Linked DNA regions of Homo sapiens: region 2 is linked to region 1. Evidence: chromatin loops called from intact Hi-C (ENCODE). Cell type or tissue: CD14-positive monocyte. All regions are shown on one strand. Links, peaks and the distances in the headings refer to the core of each region. The heading gives the core; the rest is flanking DNA. Region 1 holds the start of RUVBL1-AS1 (RUVBL1 antisense RNA 1). Region 2 has its middle 8.8 kb from the start of LINC01565.

What was found. Hi-C counts contacts between places; a loop is a spot of excess contacts. Peaks named below come from ENCODE experiments on the same cell type or tissue, not always from the same donor. Only the 100,000 strongest peaks of a DNase experiment are listed, where the experiment ranks them.
Region 2: a loop joins it to region 1, with 3.0 times the contacts of the local background. A loop is called at or near these places in 4 of 110 quality-filtered maps.

The regions. Positions count from the first base shown.
Region 1 is chr3:128,071,475-128,079,797 of GRCh38, forward strand. SEC61A1 (SEC61 translocon subunit alpha 1) reads left to right here. Exons shown (of 12, transcript NM_013336.4): 12 at 1-209. RUVBL1-AS1 (RUVBL1 antisense RNA 1) reads left to right here and starts at 4,336. Exons shown (of 2, transcript NR_046645.1): 1 at 4,336-4,605; 2 at 7,265-7,582. It also overlaps a transcript of RUVBL1 not described here and the pseudogene RNU2-37P. RefSeq lists silencers at 3,993-4,042, 4,053-4,492, 5,834-5,933. In CD14-positive monocyte, for the core only: CTCF peaks have their summits at 4,300 (motif pointing right) and 4,503; DNase peaks (open chromatin) are centred at 4,287, 5,177, 5,487 and 5,937; H3K4me3 peaks cover 2,619 bases; H3K27ac peaks cover 5,027 bases.
Region 2 is chr3:128,580,775-128,589,097 of GRCh38, forward strand. No RefSeq gene overlaps it. Among named protein-coding and RNA genes, the nearest start is that of LINC01565, 8.8 kb to the left of the region's middle. In CD14-positive monocyte, for the core only: CTCF peaks have their summits at 3,771 and 3,973; DNase peaks (open chromatin) are centred at 3,847, 4,647 and 7,557; H3K27me3 peaks cover 433 bases.

The DNA of each region.
Region 1 (8,323 bases), core at 1-8,000:
GGCCTCAGGAGGAGCCCCATAGTCCCGCCTGCAGCCTGTAACCATCGGCTGGGCCCTGCAAGGCCCACACTCACGCCCTGTGGGTGATGGTCACGGTGGGTGGGTGGGGGCTGACCCCAGCTTCCAGGGGACTGTCACTGTGGACGCCAAAATGGCATAACTGAGATAAGGTGAATAAGTGACAAATAAAGCCAGTTTTTTACAAGGTACTTGATCATGTTCTCTTGATTTTAAATTAGATTTTATTCCCAAAAAGGCCAGTGAGGCGCAAAGCTTGGTTGCAGCTTTGTGTGTGTCAAAGGCTTGGTTGGGGCACTCAGGCATTTTGCCTGGAAAAGTTCCCTTCTGATGGTCATGTCAACCTGGTGCTCACATTTGTGATAAAGTGATATGGGTGCTGGGCCACATGTGGAGCTGCTGCAGGGCTCTGCCCGTGAGGCAGAGTGCACTGGCTGTCCCGTGAGAATGCAGAGGCCTCCGCTGAGCCAGGGCGCCTGCCACCCCGTGGAAGAGTGGGAACCTTCTAGCAGGAGCCTAGGGCCCCATAACTCGAAGCCCTTTGAGCCTCAGCTCCAGTACCCAGCTGGTGATTGGAGAAGTCTTAACTTGGTTGTGAGGCTGGCCTCAGACCCGACCTGTAGCCAAGCCAGAAGGACCCAGTGTTGTGTGGGTGGGAGTGGCAGGCTTGTGGCTGCTCCCTTAGAACGTGTCTAGAAGTCTTTCTGTTTCTACACCAAGCCCCCAGTGGTAGGCCACATTTCCACTCTCCCCAGTCCTGGACAGGGCCTCACCCCAAACCTGCCGCCGTCCCCACCACCTGGGCCTGGTGCTTCCTCAGGAACTTGAGGGGCAGGTGGGTGGGCAACCCCAGGGCAGGCCTGACCAGGGCTGTGGGAGGTCGTTACTCCTTAGCTGGGCTCCAGCCTCAGTATTTCCTTGTAGTCTTAGACCTTGTCTTGGAAACTGATTTCCAAGGGGAGTTGGGTCAGAGCAGGATGGTTCCTCTGAGACCACCTGATGGACAGGTGTGGGCCTGGCCTTGCAGAAGCCACACCTCAGCACTGTGTTTTGAGACTGCTAGGACACATGTGCAGCCAGGTCTGCCCCGCGCTCCCTCTGCACCTGCTGGCCTCAGGGCTCAGGGAGGCCCTGGACAGGAGCACAGCACGTGGCCTCAGGCTCCAGACCAGCCAGGCGCTGTGAATTGCTGAGGCAGGCAGGGTGCTTGCCAGTATAAATATGTTAGAAAACCTGCTGCCCCAGGGAAGCAGTAGGCCATCTCTCGTGCCTCAGGTATTCGTTTGCACCTGTGGCCGTGGCCCCTCTTGCCTGAGAGCAAACGGAGCCCACATTCCAGCAGCCACGCACGCTTCAAGATGGCAGGCCCTGGTGTCTCTCCACCTGGCTCCTCCCCATGCACAGGGAACTAATGCACAGTGATGGGGGGGTAAGGCTTACTCTGCTTTTTCCCTTGGGGCAGGCACTGTCCCAGCCACTTCCTACATGTGCTCTCACTTCACCCCACTAGAGGCCCAGGAGGAAACAAGTCCGTCCATTTTACAGGTGAAGAAACTGAGGCCCAGGGAAATAGAGTGTGGCCAAAAGTCACTTAGCTCCCGAGCCAGGACAAAAAGCCTAAGGCTCACTTCCTACTCCAAGTCCCTGTCTGGCTGCTGGTCCTGCCTGCAGGTACTTCTGCTAGGGACGTAGCTGGGGCAAGGAATGAGGAGTCTAGGGAAACAGGCCCCACCCCCGGAGCTTCCCCTTGCTGCCCTTGGCTCAGGGGCAGCACCCGCTTCAACTGGCACTCCGCTCCATCCATGGTGCTGCTTTACCACTGCCTCCCTGGACCTGCTGATGCCCTACCCCATACCCCGCCCCCAGCCTGCTCCTGCTGAAGCCAGGCCAGCATGAAGTCCTCAGGAAGGCTGGGATGAGCCTCCCATCTCATTTCTGAGGGGTCTGAGCCCCATGGCCTGGGGAAGAGCAACGGATTCCTGATGAGGGCCAGGGGATGGGCATGTGGCACTGTCCGAGAGTCAGCAAAAGCCCCAACCTGAGCTTCAGCACCTACCAATGCCTGGTTCTGGAGAGCCAGGTGTGCCCCTAAGTGGTAGTGCCCACCTCACTCCCCTGCCCCAATCCCTTCTAGGGCCACATTACCCACTCCTTTCCACTCAGCAAACATTATTGAGCCTCATGGGGAAATGGAACAGAAGGTGCCTCTCCTCTTAAAAGCTCATGCCCCAGCAGTAAGGGTTCTGCAGTGTCTGTCAAACCTGTGGGCCTTGTTCCCTCTGCTGTCTGCCTGACAAGCTCCTGTTCATCCTTCAAAGCACAGCTCAATAAGGCTAGAAACATCTAAATGCCCATCGGAGGGGGCTGAATAAATTACAGCAGCTCCTCCCTGTGGAAAGGAACTAGGAGGACATTCTTTATATGTTGAGTTAGAAGAATCTCCAAGATATGCTGTCAAGGAAGAATACAGAAAGCAAGAAACAATAGCGTATGCTACCATTTGTGTTTAAAAGGGGGGTAGGAAGTGACTAATAGACTACATCAGGAAAAGGTGTAGCAATTTCCCATAAAACTAGACATACACTTACCCTACACCCAGCTATTCTACTCCTGGGTATTGAAACCCAAGATGAAAATATATGCCTATACAAAGACTTGTACAAGAATGTTCATAATAGCTGAAAAATAGGGAACAGCCTAGGTGGCCATCAACAGGCAAATGGATACATGTGGTGGATCCACAGGGTGGCATTTTACCCAGCAATAAAAAATAAACTATCCATACACACAACATTCAGGAGCTCAAAAGCTAAGTGAAAGAAACAAGTCATGTTGTATGATGCCATTTACATGAAATTCTAGAGCAGGAAAACCTAATCTATTGCAAAAAAAAAAAAAATTCTAACAGTGGTTGCCTCTAGTGTGTTAGAGATTGGCACAAGGAACTTTCTGGGCAATAGTAATATCCTTCACTGGGATTTGGGTTTCATTAGTCAGAACTCATGGAGTGCTCCACTTAGGATTTGTACATTTCACTGTATTTTTAACGTTTAAAAATAACCATAAGCAGCCGGGCACAGTGGCTCATGCCTGTAATTCTGGCACTGTGGGAGGCCAAAGCAGGTGGATCACCTGAGGTCAGGAGTTCAAGACCAGCCTGACCAACATGGAGAAACCCCATCTCTACTAAAAACACAAAATTAGCTGGGTGTGGTGGCATGCGCTTATAATCCCAGCTACTTGGGAGGCTGAGGCAGGAGAATCACTTGAACCCGGGAGGCGGTGGTTGCAGTAAGCTGAGATGGCGCCATTGCATTCCAGCCTGGGCAACAGGAGCGAAACTCCGTCTCAAAAAAAAAAAAAAAAAAAAAAACTTAAAAAACCATAATCAAGTACTGAACTCTAGATAATTATACACATGCTTAACTATTTACAGAGGTTGTTGTATCTGCAACTCACTTTGAAATGCACAGAAGACTGACAAGACTGACTGGCAGGCAGACAGGGGGATGGGCAGTGCAGTGCCTAGATGACAGGGATATGGGGGCTCACCTGCAATCCTTTTTTTTTATTCCCCCAAAGGGGGTGCACTATTCCTGGAGGTACTGCAATACCAGGTGGATGCATGGAGTGGAAAGAGCAAGGTCCTATTCCATCTCCCTGCTCCAAAAATCCATTTAACATACTGTCCTCAGATAGCAGATATTAAAGTGATAAGAACACTACACTTGATCTTAGCCAAAGGCTGAGAGGCGATTGCCTGTAATTCTTGCAGTTTTCCATGTGATATGTTTCATAATGAGTGTTGGGAAGGTCCTGTGAGTGTGTGCTGCCTCACCCAGGTCCTGGCCATCTCTAGAGGAACACACCGGTGTAAGGCAGGCGCTTCCGGAAAGGGAACAGGAGGCAGGGGGCAGGTGTCGAGGTAGGTTTTCACGGTACACGCCTTTGGCAATTTTGCATCAAAAAACTAAGTGTATGCACATTTTTTTTAATTGAAAGCCCAACTCAGCCTTCCCCCACTGCTCCTTCCCCGCATGCACGGGGGGACACACGCCTTCCTCCCTGCCTGCCGGGACTTCAACCTCGCTTGCTGGGAAGTCGCGCACTTTCGTCGCGACTTCCCAAGTCGTGCTGGGTGTGACTTGGAATCTCGGATCCCTGGGCTAGGCCTGGCCACGCCCCCATGGGGGGAGGGGCAGCGCGGCGGGGGCGGAGCCTGGGCCCGAAACGCCACGGGCGCGACTCTGTGCGCGTCCGCCCACACGGGGGCGCTGTGTCCTCGCAAGCTCCCGCGGGGTGCCTCGCGGCCCTGGAACGCTGTGGTTTTCGAGGGGAAAAGTGAGAGTGGCTGGTCCTGCCTCCGCTGCCGCTTGGCCCTGAGATCCCCACTGCCCACGGGATAGGCCCCAGTCCACCCAGCCGGGGCCCCCCCCTTCCCCTCGTCTCGCTCTCCTTGGCAGTTCGGACTTCGGGTCAGTCCCACACTCGCGCCCGGCTGTCCCTGCTGCGCTCCTGTCACTGGCATTGGGAAGCCCTCCGGCCCCCTCTCTGCACACCTGGCACACGGCTCCTCCCTGGCGGCATGTGGGTATTTGGGTTGGGCGAGCCTCTCCCTCCCGATTCCCGAGTTCCGAGTGGGTCCCGGCGGACCAGCGCTATTCTGGAGGGGCAGTGCCTCAGAGGCAGGTCGCTTCGAGTGGGGATTTGTGCGCTCTGGCGCGGAGGAGGGGGGTGGGAAGCCGGCTCTTGCCCTCCTCACCCGGTGGGGAGCGAGCAGGGCCAACGGTGCGCTGAGAGCGCTCAGGGCGTCCCCAACAGCATGACCCGACCCAGGGACGAAGCTCTGGGGGACGGGACCACTTGCGATGACAGCTAAAGGAGCACAGGGGGGCGGCCGGCATGGAGAGGCGGGGCCGGCATTCCTGCGGGCCTGCCGGGAGGGTGGGGAACCTGGGATTTAGCCATGGGACCTGTGGAAGGGTTTTGGGTCGGGGTCCTGACCGTCTAGTCTGGGTTCTCAAAGATGGTTGGGACAGTGGGCAGGCTTGCAAAGACCGAAGAGGCTGGTGGACCTGGTGGCTGAGGCCTAGGCCAGGCAGGGATCGCGGTGGGGAGGTCACAGTAGGTGTGGTCCCTCCTCCCCCCACCCCTCAGGCCTAAGTCACTCAGGCCCTTGTGTCACGGTGGCACCGGGACCTCCACCCACTACATACACACGCGCGCGCGCAGCCCCGTGAAAACCTGCGCCGTGTGCCCCAGACCTGCAGCCCGCATCCCGCCGTGTCCCCCGTTCCCTGCATGCGGCTCCAGTGTAAGTGCAGCGTGCCGTGTGCGGCGTCCCAGCCCGCACCCCGCACCCCACCATGTCCCTCTGGGTGCGGGGTCCGCATGCCCGCGCCCTCCCCGCAGCTGCCGGCGTCCCCATTAATCACGCGGCGCTGACGGCGCTGATCTGCGTGCTGGCGGCGTGACGGTGACGGTGACGGCGGGTGACGGAGCGGGCAATCGGCAGGCGCCCATCGGCCCATCTTATCGCGGCGGCCCAGCCGCCGCCCGCTGCGCGCCGCCCATTGATCGCGCCGGGCCCCTGCCCGGGGGTCAGCGCGGGCCGGGCCGGCCTGACAGCCGCATCCGTCGCCGAGACGCGCGCTGATGGCCGCCCAGCCCGCACGGCCTGGCCATTAATCACCGTGCCTGCCGCCAAGTGACGGGAGGGGCGGCAGGGCAGCAGGGGACGACAGGCAGCCCCCGTGGCCGGCCCACCCCTTCACAGTTCCGGGGCCCTGCTGCGTGGCCCGCCCTGCACCCTAAGCTCCCCAGCCCCCCTGCCCAGGCCTCCCTCACCCCCTATCCTCTTATGGCCTGCTCTCCCCAGAACAAATGGAAGGGGAGTGGCTGCATACTGGAGGAAGCAAGAAAGAGGAACTTCTGTGTGGAGAATGAATGGATGACCACGGATGAAGGGGGTGAACACTGTTCTACCTCCCGAGGGACCTCTTTCCCAGACACCAAATGAGAGCAGGTCTGACCTGACAAACACCAGCACTGGCTGGGACAAGGGGGTGGTCATTTCGCCCCCTCTGGCTGCCTCAGCCCTAGCTGAGCCTCACCCAGGATGGGATGCTAGGGCCCCAGTGAGAAGCAGTGCGTTGTTTCTGGCAGTTGCCCCGTGCTACCCCCTCTGCTCTTGGGCTGTGTGGCCCTGAGCCAGTGCTGGCCCCTCTGGGCTACAGGGCTTTTTCCAAACACAGGGGGATCCTAAGGGTCCTTCCAAGTGCCAGCTGTCTGCGATAGGGAGGGGCAGGGCCTAGCAGGCTGCTTCCTCCAGTTTGACAAACTGTGACCTCTTTCCAAGTGGGCCAGGAATCAGGAACTCTTTACTGCCTCTTAGTCTCTTGGGTACCTGATACAGCTACATGTGGGTCACTTCACCAAGTCCTCACATGGGTCTATGGGATATGAACTTCCCACTCACACACCAGGAAACCAAAGACTCATGGGGCTAGGACCAAGGGCCACACAGAGGAGGAAAATGCAATCAATACCATGCCCTGCTGAGCCCCAGAACCCCTGGGTCCCCTCCCACTGCTCCTCTGCCCACAGCCCTCCAGAGCAGGGCCTTCTTGGGGTACCCCAGCTGCTCTGCCCAGGGCTGGCCAGTTTCTGAGGGATAGAGGTCGACTGGGAGTGCAACCCCAGCCCCCTTCTGTACCCCCATTTTATTACACAAATGGCTAAGGTTTGCTAACCAAGAAGTCACTCTCTGGTGTGACAGCATGATTCATTTAGTCCTAAAAAACAAACTATCCTACCAATCAATCTGGCAGGTGCAACCCTAAGACATGTGGCAGTAAGAAGGTATCTGCACTGAGAAAATGAGGCAGGGCACAAGGTGGTTTCCCTGCCAGGGCCAGGGACGCGTCTTTCAAGAGCCCTTCCCAGTCTCACAAGTATCTCTGGGGCCATTAGCACAGGAGACAGGGCGCTGGGATTTATGTGAAAATTCCTCCCTCCCTCTCCTCAGCCACCCAATCAGCTCCCTGGGTGGCACCCAAGAGAGCCTGCGCTGAGAGCCTGGAATATTCAACCACTTCCGATGACCAGCCCCCACCCTGCCTCACTTTAATATTACAACAATTTTTCACACTGGAGCTGAAATAGTGCAAAAAATGAGGCTGCTGTAATTGTTGTTAGATTGTGTGTCAGCCTGATAAGATGTAACAAATATTTTCCTCCCCACCAGGGTCTGTTTCCCTCTTAGTAATGGATGGAGAAACTTCTCATAGTTGGTGAGGGATCAGTCGTAAAAACTTCGCCCGGAAGATTAATGTAATAATCACAGGCCTTGCTGGAAAAAATAGGAGGAAAATTAAAATAATCCCACCTTCCTACCTATCCAGAACCATCTCCCTCACTTTGGAGCACAGACCAGCGAACTGGGCCATCTCTCTGGGTACCACCTCAGCTAGGATATTTGAGGGGCAGGAACCAGGGGTCTGTGGCCTAGGAAGAGCAAGACCACGGTCCCCTCCTCACCTGGCTGATCTGGATATTGGTACCTTGGGCAGCCGAAGAAGACTCTGTCCCCACCCGCGGCTGTGAGATCTGCTGTCAGCGCCACTTCCATCTTGCTCCTTAAACAGCATGAAAGGCTTGGAGCCCAAGTGAGAGGCCCAGCCAGGGCAGAGGCCTGGTTCTGGTCCTCTAGGTGGGTCACCTTCCCCACACCGGACCCCGCTTCCTTCACCTGGCTGGTACAAAGGTCAGATCTTGACAGCTCCTAGCTGCTGCTAAATGCCAACACAGAAGGAGGCAGTATGGCCCCCAGGAGTTAGGAACACAGGTTCCAAGCAGCCTGATTTCAAATCCTGGTTCCATCTCTCACTAGCTGGCCAAGGGACTTGCCTCCTCTGTGGAAGTGGTCTTGGAAGTGGGCTAGCACACCTATCCCAGTCTCACAGGCTACTGTGAAGGCAACATGGAACGCAGAGTGTGAACACAGTCCCTGGTGCAATAAGCTCTTGCTGCATCTCTCTTCTGTTTGTCTAACATGGCTCGAGTGGGGAGGCTAAAGACAAGCGCAGCCTCAGAGGACACTGGCAGCCGGCATGGGCCACATGCACAGCTGACTTCATGAAGGGTCCCACCACCACTGCTGTGCATGCCAGTGTCTCCTCAGGGGCCAGGCCGAGGGAGAAGATTCACTCTGGCAGCAGGGACGGCTGGGGCCTCTCAGGCTAGATGGAATCCCCAGCATCATCTCCGCCCCCTCCCACTGTCCCCTTGACATGACTACAGGGGA
Region 2 (8,323 bases), core at 291-8,290, 510 kb after region 1:
CACGCCTGGTTAATTTTTTTATTTTATTAGAGACGGGGTTTCTTCATGTTAGCCAGGATGGTCTCGATCTCCTGACCTCGTGATCCGCCCGCCTTGGCCTCCCAAAGTGCTGGGATTACAGACATTAGCCACCGCGCCCAGCCAACTACCCCTGACTTTCTAAATGAAAGAACCAATAAATTATTTTTCCCTCTTTATGTCAGTTTGGGTTGAGTCAGTCTCTTAAAACCAAAAAAAAAAAAAAAAATCCTGAGTCCTACTGTAGAAATTATCTTTGAGCTGAGTTTATTTAATATGTACCTTGAAACAGGGTAGTTTTATCCTGGTGGGCAGGTGTATGTGGTGGCTTCTGTATATATCTATATAAAACCCAGGTGTTCCTCGGGGTCGCCCTGACTTTGGAAGCTCAATGTGGGGCCATGCCACCGAGCCTTCATCCTGTGGCCTGTCCAGGGCTCTCTCCAAGATTTCTCCTGGTGCCCTGGTGGCTGCTCTTCTCCTGATCACCTGTGACTCCGTGTGGACCCACGTTCTCACTCATCTGCCACGTCCTTCATCTCTGCACCAGCCTGAAGGTAGAACTGCACTGCTTCTCCTTAATCCACCCTGTGCTCCCAAGATGGCTCACCTAAGACACCTGAGTGGATTTTACTGATGATTTGGGGCACTTTAATGATAGCAGTGTAAACCTTCATCAAGTAGGAACACCCTAACTCACAGAGATTTATAGAAGTGTAAACCAGAGAGTATCTGGGGTAGGCCTCAATCAATTTAGAAGTTTATTTTGCCAGGGTTAAGGATGTGTGCCTAAGAGACAAGTCTATGCCTTTTTCCAAAGATGATTCTGAGCACTCCAATATTTAAAAAGGAAAAGCCAGCTGGAGGGGACAGAGGGAAGGTGTGGTCTCATTACTGAATCCAAATGTTGCAAGAGAAAAGAAGCAGGTAGGGGCACATAGTCACTAATGAACTGGCCTGGTGCTCACTATAAGATAAGGTGAATGGAGAGGAGCTACCTGTGGAGATCTTTAACTTTTTATCTGTCACTATCTGCTTAGGAACAAAAGGAAAGGCAGCTTCTTGCATAACTCAGCTTTCAGCTTAATTTTTTTTCTTTTGGCAGAGTGAATTGGTGTTCTAAGTTTTTATTATCCCTTCACAAAAGCAATTAGGAGCCCAGCAATAACCCCATCACCAAGATTCGTTTGTGGCTCCCTTTTCCGTGGCCTGGCGCCCCCTTCCTCCCACCCCTCCCCCTCTCTTCAGCTCTCTGCCCTCCCAAATCACAGCTTCTTTCTTTTTTCTTTCTTACTTTTTTTTTTTTTAAGACAGAGTCTTACTCTGTTGCCCAGGCTGGAGTTCAGTGGCGCAATCTCAGCTCACTGCAACCTCCGCCTCCCGGGCTCAAGCAATACTCCTGCCTCAGCGTCCTGAGCAGTTGGGATTACAGGCACGCACCACCACGCCTGGCTAATTTTTGTATTTTTTAGTAGAGATGGGGTTTTGCCCTGTTGCCCAGGCTGGTCTCGAACTCCTGGGCTCAAGCGATCCGCCTGCTTCAGCCTCCCAAGCAGCTGGGATTACAGGCGTGAGCCACCGGGCCCGGCCATCAAATCATAGCTTATTTCTTCATATGACAGTTAGCTCTGTTTTCCCGTCTCCTTCCAAACCACAACTCATCCCCTTCCAGCATACTTCAAGAAGGTGTTTTGTTGAGTAATGGGGGTTCCCTCCCTAAGAGGAATCCTGGCTCTGGCCATTTGGGCTTTACTTGTGTCTCCGGACTCTTGCATTCTCTCTTAAGCACAGGGATTACTAGATGTGTGGGGATCAACTGTAAAGAACATGGTTTCTGAAACAGCAAATCAAACCAATTTGATTGTGCAGGAGAAATAGAAGCCTGTCGACGTCTAATCTGAAAGAACAGCTATATTTACATACCAAGGCAGATTGCAGGTCAAAGTGTCATCAATTTGATGTTGATCAAATCTTGGGAAATTTCTGATGTGGTTTCTGGTGACACAGAGTGGCGGCAACATAGCCTGTGTGCAGGAGGCTTCTCACCTCCCCTAGGAAGAGTTGAGATATTCACAGCAACCCACAAGCAGCCTCCTCCACCAGCATGAATGGTGGCAAGGAGCATGGAGGCACCGAGCCTTGAAGAAAGAGGCTGGGAGTGAGGACCGTCTTAGAAAAAGGGGCTGACCTTCTTTGCCCGAGTTGTAGAGCTGTGGGGAACTCTGGGAACATCCAGATGCCTTCCGGGAAAGGGAGATCTCCCCATCTCTGCATCCCACCCACACTCCCCACCTTAGCCACTCCCCGCCAAACCTCCAGCCCCAGCTGCAGTGCATGGTGGTGTTATTTCCCAACAAGGCAACAGCCTCCTCACTTGGTTTTCCTGACTCCAGTCTCTCCCCAACCCATCCCCGCTTCAGATGGCAGCAATTTTTCTAAAGCACAAATCTGATGCTGCTTAAAATTCACAAATAAGGCAAAGTCCACAGACGCTGAGACAGGATGCAAGGTCCTTCTTGGCCCACCCACCAACTGTTCTTGCCTCCTCTGCCTGGAAACGCCCACCTTGAAGGTTGCAGTGGCCTCAGCATCCCTGTGGCTCTTCCGCCTGGGCCATTGTGGAGCCAAAGTCACGCCAAAAAAGAGCAGCCTGAAAGAGGCCCCTGCAGAGTGGGTGCTTTTTGAATGTCATCCGTTATTCAAGTTCTCCACCCTGGTTTCATCCTCCCCCAATCCGAGACCCTTTACCCCAACGTTGTCCCTGTCATTTTATTACTAGTCTCCATCCACCAGAAATGTGCCTTGGCACCTGCCTTCCATCGCCTTCGGGCACCTCATCTCATGCTGGACAGAGACCTTCCTGATCACCTACCCTAGCTGCACCTTGCCATCACTTGGGGAAACTAGAAAGTGGTTCTGATCTCCTCCATCTGGGGAGGGGCATTTGGAAACTCTCTGAGATTCCAGGGTGGAGACAGGGTGGAAACCCCTGGTGGGAGAACAGGGTGTGCTTGGGGCGTCACTAGCTGGTGGGATTCTTCAGGCCGCAGCATGCAGTTCGCAGTCTACACTTGCAGAAAAAAAACATCTGCCTGGATGGTTTCCTATTTATAGAGGACAGGGATATTCACATGGATGGATAGAGTGCATGAGACCCCTTGCTACATCCTTTTTCCCTGCACTTCCTCCCTTCCACCCTTCCAGCCCTGTGGGATCATGGTGGGGAAGGGGTCAGCCTCGGAAGATGCCCTTGGAGAAAGGCCTGGGAGATGCCGTGTGTGACCCGAAAGAGGTCAGGGGACATTTTACCTAAGACTTGCTTCATTGTTAAGTTTTTTTCTTAAAGGTGTTGATCTACGCAGTGTAAACACTTGCAAGCTCCCATCATTGGTCACAAGGCTGTTTGTCTTGTAGTCATTGTTTATGGTTCTAGAAGGCTCTCTCCCCGTGGAGGGGAAGGGCCCTGGGACAGAGATCACAGGAGTTCTTAGGGGGCACTCGCTAGTAGCCTCCTTCCCTCTGCTGATGGGGCCTTCCTCCCAGGGGATCTTTGGGCCTTAATGCCGTGCCTTTGAGGCCTGGCCCAGAGCCCCTCAAAGAGCCAGGCGAGGAGAGCTGACCCAAGTGGAGTCAGGCTGAATTTTCCTTCTCAAGAGAAGCACATCCCAGCCACTGTCCTTTCAAAGGCCATCAGGCCGGCCGAAGACGAGGATGTAGCAGACTGGCTCACAGCAGTACCCACTGGGGCGGAGCTCCAGCCTGCAGCTGTGCCAGGGCCGGGCATCTCTTCCCTGAGTGGTGGCTGCCCCCATGAGGGCAAAGACTGCACTGGCTCTTCCTGTGCAGGCGAGAGCGGGCTGGGAGCAGGGACACCACGTGGAGGCAGCCCTGGTGGCAACGGGGCTCAGGGGAAGTTTCTGGGCACAAGGAAGCCTGGGGATGGGGGACTTAGGAGGGAAGCCCCAGCCAGGCTGCTGTGCAAGGGGGAGGCCCGTGGGGACCCTCTCCAGGAGTACAAGGAGGGTCAAGGGAGGGGCCGAGTCAGCTCTGTGGAAAGTTTCTTGTTTTTGTTGCTTGCTATTCGTTTTTCTCTTTTTGTTTTACCTTTATTATAAAAAACATCAAACTTTTATGAAAGTAAACAGAATAATATACTGACCCCATATACCCCTGGGTTCAACAATTATGGACATGAGCCAGGGTCACTTCGTCTATTACTGCTGCACATTTGCCGCCCCCGTATCATTCTACAGCAAACTGTATATATCATAACATTTCATTTGTAAGTCTTTTGGATGTTTATCTAAAAGAAAACAGAAACTTTTTAAACATAACCATAATACCATTATGACACCTTAGAAAATTAGTGCCATCTCCTTGACAGTCTCAGAAATCTAGTGTAATGGGTTAAGTTGTGTCCCCACCCCCCAACAGAAAGCTATGCTGCAGTCCCACTCCCCGGACCTCAGAATGTGACCTTATTTGGAGAAAGGGTCCATACAGAGGTAACCAAGCTTAAATGAGGTCATTAGGGTGGGCCCTGATGCAACATGATTAGTGTCCTTATCAAAAAGGGAAATTTAGACAGAAACAGACACGCACAGAGGGAAGACTAGCAAAGTGACACAGGGAGAACGCCACATGAGAAACGATGCTGCCACACGCTAGGGAAAGTCTGTGGCCACCAGAAGCTGGGGGAGGCAAGGAGGGACCTTCCCAAGCGCCTTTCCAGGAAGCGTGGCCCTGCCAACAGCTGATATCTAACTTCTAGCCCCAGAATGGGGAGAAAATAAGTTTTTGTTATTCTAAGAAACCACTCAGTTTATGGTACTTTGCCCTAGCTAACTAACCTGGTCAGTATTCAAATTTCCAATTATCTCACAAGTGTCACTTTTTTTGGAATCATGATTCAATGAAGGACCCCTGCTGCAACTGGTTGATGTGTCTTAAGACTGTTTTAATCTCCTTCCTTCCTTTCTTTCATTCTTTTTTTTTTTTTTTTTTTTGAGACAAAGTCTCACTCTGTCACCCAGGCTGGAGTGCAATGATGTGATCTCGGCTCACTGCAACCTCCACCTCCCAGGTTCAAGTGATTCTCATGCCTCAGCCTCCCCAGTAGCTGAGATAACAGGCACAGTTTTGCCATGTTGCCCAGGCCTGTCTCGGCCTCACAAGTGATGGGATTACAGGCATGAGCCACTGTGCCCAGTCTCCTTCCTTTCTTTCAATGTATTTGTTGAAGAAAACCATGTTGTTCATCCCCTAGAGTTTATCCTGATGTGCTTTTGCCGTTTGCACCATGATGGCATCATCTAACACCTCACGACTCAGGGTGAGTAGTCTGTGGGCCAGCAGCACGGCCTCCCCGGGGAGCGTGCTAGCAATGCAGAATGTCTCAAGCCCCACCCAGACCTGCTGTACCAGACTTTTCACCCGGCAAGCCCGCCAGGGACTCATGAACACTCGGAAGCCTGAGAGTCACCGGGCCGCACATTCTTTCTCCTTTGCATTTCCTGAATCGGTAGTTGGATCTATAGATGCTTGATTGGATTCAGATCTGATTTTTTTTTGGCAAGATCCTCTCTAGGTGGCAATCATTCTTTCATCAGGAGGCATATCATGGCTGCCTGTGCCTCTTTTATAATATTAGCAGCAATCGGCTGGGCACCATGGCTCACGCCTACAATCCCAGCACTTTGGGAGGCCGAGGCAGGGGATCACCTGAGGTCAGGAGTTCAAGAGCAGCCTGGCCAGCATGGCGAAACCCCAGGTCTACTAAAAATTCAAACAATTAGCCGGGTATGGTTGTGCATGCCTGTAATCTCAGCTACTCAGGAGGCCGAGGCAGTGAGAATCACTTGAATCTGGGAGGCAGAGGTTGCAGTGAGCCGAGATTGCGCCACTGTACTCCAGCCTGGGCAACAGAGCGAGACTCCATCTCAAAAAAAAGAAAAAAAAAAAAGAATTACCTGAGACTGGGTGATTTATTAAGAAAAGGATTTTGCCGGGCATGTAATCCCACACCTGTAATCCCAGCACTTTGGGAGGCTGAGCCGGGTGGTCACCTGAAGTCAGGAGTTCAAGACCAGCCTGGCCAACGTGGTGAAACCTTGTCTCTACTAAAAATACAAAAATCAGCTGGGCGTGGTGGCGAGTGCCTATATCCCAGCTACTCGGGAGGCTGAGGCAGGAGAATCACTTGAACCTGGCGGGTGGAGGTTGCGTGAGTCAAGACCACACCACTGCACTCCAGCCTGGGCGACAGAGTGAAACTCTGTCTAAAAAAAAAAGGAAGGGAAAGGAAAGGAAGGGAAAGGAAAGGAAAGGAGAAAGGAAAGGAAAGGAAAGGAAAGGAAAGGAAAGGAAAGGAAAGGAAAGGAAGGAAAGAAAGAAAAGAAAAGGGTTTTAAACTGGCTCACAATTCTGTACAAGAAGCATGGTGCCAACATCTGCTTGGCTTCTGGGGAGACCTCAGGATCCTTCTAGTCATAGTGGAAGGAGAAGGGAAGCAGGCGTGTCACACAGCAAGAGAGAGAGCGAGAGCAAGAGAGAGAGAGAGATAGAGAAAGAGAGAGAATGGCGGAGGAGGTGCTACACACTGTTAAACAACCAGATCACGCAAAAACTCAGGGCAAGAGCTCACTTGTTATGAAGGGGATGGCCCAAGCCATTCATGAGGGATCCAGCCTCATGATTCAGACACCTCCCTCCAGGCTCCACCTCCAACATTGGGAATTACATTGCAACGTGAGATTTGGGCAGGGATAGACATCTAACCTATATGACCTGCATACTATCCTTGCTTTCTAGTGCTACTAGATGTCCTCATCTTGCTCCTCTTCTGCCCCAGACCTGGAATCAGCCATTTGTCTGCCAACCCCTGGTTTCTTTCAGTGGGGAATGGTGTTTAGAGAACACAATTAGAACATAAGGGTGCTTACCTTTGGCCTTGTTTTCAGGCCTCTCATTGAACAGCCAGGAAAAAATACACGTAACATCTTAGCACAAAATACACAAGTTCAGCCAGGCACAGTGGCTCACGCCTGTAATCCCAGCACTTTGGGAGGCCGAGGCATGTGGATCACCTGAGGTCAGGAGTTCGAGACCAGCCTGGCCAACGTGGCGAAACCCCGTCTCTACTAAAAATACAAAAATTAGCTAGGTGTGATGGCAACGCCTGTAGTCCCAGCTACTCGGGAGGCTGAGACAGGAGAATTGCTTGACCCCAAGAGGCGGAGGCCTCAGTGAGCCGAGATTGTGCCACTGCACTCCAGCCTGGGTGACAGAGCAAGACTCCGTCTCAAAAAAAAAAAAACAAGACAATCACATTCACTACCCTGGGATTTTTAATTTAACCTTTTGCATCTCACGTGGTGTATCTGCTTTCTCTCATGCCACAAACCTAGGTTCACAGTGACATCAGGAGTGCTCGAGTTGGAATAGCCCAGATCTGCTCATTTGCCTCCCCCGGCTTGGCGAGCTCAGACCTGTGAGCTGTCGTAGGGGGTGACAGAGAAGCTGCACGAAAGAAACTCCAGGGCTTCCTGGAGTGCCTGAGGAGGAAGCCCTGCACACCGGCTGGGGCTCTGCAGGGGGCCTCAGGGCCAACAGAGCCAGCTGAGTTGAGGTGAAGCAACGTGAAGTGTCACCATGGGGAATGACAGGAGGGAGTCCCACCTCGGGATTGAGTAGGAGACCACGTGAGGAGTGAAGAAGGGCCTGAGGGGTGAGACATCTCTGGCCTGTGAAAGGGACTGAGGGTGGGGCCCTTCACACTGGAGAGGGGCCATAACTACTTCCATTTGTGGGGCCCACCAGAATATTAAAAAAAAAAAAATTTTTTTTGAGACAAAGTTTTGCTCTCGTTGCCCAGGCTGGAGTGCAGTGGCGCGATCTCAGCTCACTGCAACCTCCACCTCCTGGGTTCAAGTGATTCTCCTGCCTCAGCCTCCCAAGTAGCTGGGACTACAGGTGCCTGCCACTGCATCTGGTTAATTTTTGTATTTTTAGTAGAGATGGGGTTTCACCAGGTTGGCCAGGCTGGTCTCGAACTCCTAACATCAGGTGATCTGCCCGCCTTGGCCTCCCAAAGTACTGGGATTACAGGCATGAGCCACCACCATGCCCAGCAGAATATTTAAAAATTTCTAAATCCCAAATTACAGGATGTTTTAAGTGTTTCTGTTTAACACCTTAAAGCTGTTATGAGGAAAAAAAAAATATTGCAATGTAATTATACTCACCCAGATCATTAGAAGATCTATAAACATGTGTATATATTAATCTGGAGTCACTATAAGGAGTG